Regions from separate parts of the Homo sapiens genome. Here region 2 is linked to region 1. A link is a loop called in an ENCODE intact Hi-C map of the cell type or tissue named here. Cell type or tissue: GM12878. All regions are shown on one strand.

The links. Hi-C counts contacts between places; a loop is a spot of excess contacts. Peaks named below come from ENCODE experiments on the same cell type or tissue, not always from the same donor. Only the 100,000 strongest peaks of a DNase experiment are listed, where the experiment ranks them.
Region 2: it touches region 1 in a loop (9-fold over the local background); 39 of 110 quality-filtered maps call a loop at or near these places.

The regions. Positions count from the first base shown.
Region 1 is chr7:37,625,226-37,627,725 of GRCh38, reverse strand. No RefSeq gene overlaps it. Among named protein-coding and RNA genes, the nearest start is that of GPR141, 57 kb to the left of the region's middle. In GM12878, no CTCF peak of the experiment used is centred here; no DNase peak of the experiment used is centred here.
Region 2 is chr7:37,832,345-37,834,844 of GRCh38, reverse strand. No RefSeq gene overlaps it. Among named protein-coding and RNA genes, the nearest start is that of NME8, 15 kb to the left of the region's middle. RefSeq lists an enhancer at 2,257-2,356. In GM12878, CTCF peaks have their summits at 1,113 (motif pointing right) and 2,401; no DNase peak of the experiment used is centred here; H3K4me3 peaks cover 328 bases; H3K27ac peaks cover 400 bases.

The sequences.
Region 1 (2,500 bases):
ATATCTAACAAAATATGTACAGATCTTATATGCTGAAAACTACAAATATTAATGAAGGAAATCAAAGAATACTGAAATAATGGAGAGACCTTACATGTTCATAGATCAGAAGATGCAATATAGTAAAGCTGTCAGTTCTTCCTAAATTAACATACAGGTGAAATTTGTAGACAAAAGTTTACAGCATCTTTATGCATAATAACCCAAAATGAGAAACAACTCAATATCCTTCAACAAACGTGCGGTTAAGCAAATTGTGGTACTTTGTACAATGGAATATTACTCAACAATAAAAAGGAACAAACTATTAATCCACACAATGGTATGAATAAATCTCCAGAGAATTGTGCTGAGTGAAAAATGCCAATGCCAAAAGATTATATAGTGTATGAATTCATTTATATAATATCCTTGAAATGACAAAAGTGTAGAAATGGAAAACAGATTCATTGTTGTCAGTGGTTAAGGAGGGAGTGAGGGTAGGAAGGAAGTGGATATCACTATCAAACAAATCTCAGGTGTATTCACTTTCCCTGTAATGAGGGCATGTTTCCTTTTCATTCTAGTGAACTTACATAGAGTCATTTTCATACAAAGTATATACATCTTTTCAAAATGCACTTATGCACAGCTAAATTGTGGAAAACCAACTACACAGAAAAGTCTTTTATTGAGAGCCTTTCTTTCTAAGGCCCCACAGAATCAGAGAATCATTTTTCTAATGATTTCGGTGCATTTAATATGATTAAGCACATTTTTGTAATGAGATAATATGTTGCTAATGGGCTGAAAATTTTATAAATGACATAAAAATTTAAGGAACAATTATGATTATCCTTACAGTCATCACTATTTTGACATGTAGATTCATATGCACTATTTTGACATTGTATTTATTGAAGAAATATAATTAACTATCTATTATCTCTTCTCAAGACTCAGGAACAACTTAAGATTTTACCATATTGTTAAGTGCAAAGTGATTCAGGAAATTTTATTCCCGTGTTGTTTTATTTTTCTTAATAAATATTTAATGTTTAGCCATTATTTTGTGACACAATTATTTTGAGGAAACAACAAGCCATATTATATTCTTAAAATATCGTCATCTTAAGCTCTATTTAATTAGAATAAACCCGTTCATTTTGCTGACTAATTCAAGATAAAAAACAACTTGATGAAATTTGTTTCTAGAGCATTATCATTATGCTAAGAATTGTATTATAATACTGTTAAGAATAGTGATATAATGCCATCTACTTGTTACTTTGGAAAATAACTTACTGAGAAAAATAACTGCTAAAAAAATTGCAACCCACAAAATTTTTCAAATATATTTTAAATTATTATGTCAGAGATAAAATAACAACCACCAGGTATTTTTCTGTAATTTTTCAAATATTTTAAACGTCAAATCTTCAAAAGTCACAAATGTATTCATTGTAACACACATTGTTATTTTTTCAGTTGAAATTGTATCAGCACTGTCCCCAAATGCCCTAGCTGCTCTCCCATATTTAAAAAGTACACTCCATGAATGTTTATACTTTACCAAAGTATTAATAGTTTTGATAGTGTTAATTATTTTAATGATGTAAATTTTTGTGGTTTATGTAAGAAATGTAGTTAGACTTAAACCCTAAAACTTTATAATAAACACAAAAGTATTTCTTTGCTTTTCTTTTAATAAGTAATCATGAAATAAACTTTTCATTTAATCCTTCATTAAGCTACATTACCTAAGAGCATTTTACTTGGGCTACATGCTAGATTGGTAAAAACAAATAAGACATGATCTCTCCCTAATGAAGTTCTAAATTTATAGCATAAAATGAATATATCATTTATAAGTACCATGTGCTAATCTACTGTGCAACTGGAGATACTAAAGATGCCATTTAAATTAAATGCATGGCATTTCTATATATATTTTACTTCAGTTAGTCCAATAACATTTTAATAATAAGTAATAGTAAGCTAACTTACATAGTAAATGTGCCAAGCATTTGCATATAATTCATTTTGAAGTTTTTTTAACATTTTCTTTTTCAATATAGAATGATGAAATTCAAATAATACATAAAGTTGCATTATAAAATATCTGAAAGAATAAAAAATTTTAAATACATTTACAATGTATTTAATTATGTGATAATTTATACCAACAAAAATACAGTATATATTTGAAATTGATGGGTTATTTTAACAAAATCAATTCAAGATTAAGGAGAAAACATAAATAACATGAATATACCAGTAATCATAAAAGAAATGTAGAAGTTAGGCAAGCTACACTCTCAAAATGAAAACATACCCAGATATGTTTACAGCATGTTTTATTAAACCTAAAGAAAGGCATATTTGTTGTTACCTAACCCGTTCCAAAACCAGAAGGAAAACACAGAAAGTTAACACCTCACTTACAGGAAGAGAGAAAAGCTATTGTATCTCATTCTGATGCCAAAATCAGCCAAGGAGAGCACAGTTATCACACCATCCC
Region 2 (2,500 bases), 210 kb before region 1:
AAACAATCTCTAGAAAAAAAAAGAAAGCTGGAGGCATCATAGTTCCTGATTTCAAAATATATTACAAAGCTACTGCAATTAAAACTGTATTGTATTGGCTTAAAGATAAACACATAAATCAATGGAATAGAATGGAGAGTGCAGAAATAAACACACACACATATGATTAATTGATCTTTGACAAAGATGCTAAGAATACACAGTAGTTTCTTCAACAAATGTTAGGAAAACTGGATATTCACATGTGTATATTACACCACACACAACATTCAACTCAAAATAGATTAATGACTTACATGTAAGACCTGGCCAGGGTTGGAGGCTCACACCTGTAATCCCAGCACTTTAGGAGGGCAAGGTGGAAGGATCACTTGAGTTCAAGAGTTCGAAATCAGCCCAGGAAACACAGAGAAACCCTGTCTCCACAAAAAATAGCCTGGTGTGGTAGTGCACACTTGTAGTTACCTGCAGTTACTTGGGAGGCTGAGATGGGAGGATCACTTGAGCCCAGGAGGTTGGGGCTGCAGTGAGCTTTGATTGTGCCACTGCACTGCAGCTGAGTGACAGAACAATATCTTGTCTTTAAATAAATAAATAAATGTAATACCCCAACTATAAAACTTCTAGAAGAAATCATAGGGAGAAAGCTTCATGATAATGATCTTGGCAGTGATTTCTTGAATACAACACCAAAAGCACAGTCAACAAAAGTAAAAAATAGACAAGTGGGACTACATAAAATTAAAAAGTTTCTGTACAACCAAGGAAATAATCAATAGAGTGAAAAAACGTATAAAATCAGATAAAATATTTGTCAACCATATTTATGACAAGCCGAAACATATAAGGAATTCCCACAACTCAGTAGCAGAAAAACACTAAAATGCTAAAATAGCTGAGAATTTCATCTTAATCCTGTTATTTAATTTCATCAGTGAAATCGAAATCAACTCTTCATTTGAATATATTCTGTCTGAAGTCCTCATATGAATTTTCATTGCAAATGTTTATAAAAACTACCCCTGACATTATTTATTACATTTGAATTTTATTTAATATAATTAATAACGTGTAAGTGTAACTTCTCAAGACGTCCATAAGGTGGCAGTGTGCACTTCCGTAGTGGCGGTTGAGCAGCAGCGCAACAGAAAATCAGATAAACATCTACGCGACCACGTTCTGCTGCCAAGGCTCTGAAGCCCCCCTGCCCTAGACCATTTGGAGCATCAAACATGTAAAGAGTTCTGAGCTCATACCCGGGGGCTCGGCGTTGTCTTTTCTGTTGCTCATCATCTTACGCCCCAGTTCTAAAATGACACCCCCATTTGGAAATGCATGAACCTCTGTAATTCACACGTACCCAGGTGGTCCTGCAGCCTAGTTTCCAGTTTTAGGTCTCAGTTCCGAGTGGAAAGCATTTCCTAGCAGCCTGACAATACAGCCAGAAAGCATGTTATGGGGTAAGGTGATAAATATTTGCCATATGAGCCGTCCCCCACCCTCCCACTTTTGTAGCAGACGTTACTAATCAATCATGATAGTTCGTGCTACTCAGCCTCCCCCTTTCTCAGCAGAACCCCAAAAGCTCCGACACAGGAGAGTCCCTGTCTTTAGAAGTGGGAGCCGATGCCCAGAAATCCCTAGGATTCCAACACAAGTATGGAGGTGTCGTCACACATCAACCATGAACAGCAAGAATAACCCCTCAAGACTAGACCCCGCACAAAGCAGGGACTACCCCACTCCTTCTCTCATTAATCCTACCACACTCTCTACCATGGCCCCTGAGGACCTAAACTGTATTTTGCATTTTCAACCAAATTGATATTATTTTTATTAGCATAATCAATTTTTCTTCTCTCCTGAATTACTTTCCATTAGCATTTTAATCTCTGATGGCACAGTATTTTTTTAATTCTCTTGTATATCAAAATTTTAACTTTCCCCAGAAGCAAATGTAGGATTTGATATAAGTCTGGATCCCAAAACGGAACTCCCAGAAGACCTCGATTACAACCAAAGACCTGGATTATAGTTCCATCTTGAAAGTTATTTCTAGAAGATGGATCTGCCATCCAGAACGGGGAAATGAGGCTGGGCAGAATAGCCCTAAAAAGGAGTAGGGAGATGAGAGAAAGGAAGAAAAATTGCTGGTTCATGGCCATCGACATTATGCTTTCTTCAAGTGAAGATCTATGATTTGATTAAGTTCCTGATTCTAGAATGGCATCTAGGCCTAGGACAAACATCCCCAACTGGGGAAACTGGTCTGGGAAAAATATCCTCAACCTTGTCTTGGGGCAGAGGTGCAGGTGATGATGATGGCAGTGTCAGCAAGTACATCCAGGGACCAGATGGTGCCAGGGTCACTGCAGTGGCAGCATCAGAGCTACCAGGAGAAGCCGTGGGGTGGCACCCCACGCCCACAGTGGGTGGAAGAGGAGAAGCGTGACTCCCCAGGAAGCCTCAGCTGTGATAAGGGCTGAGAAGGCAGCTGCCA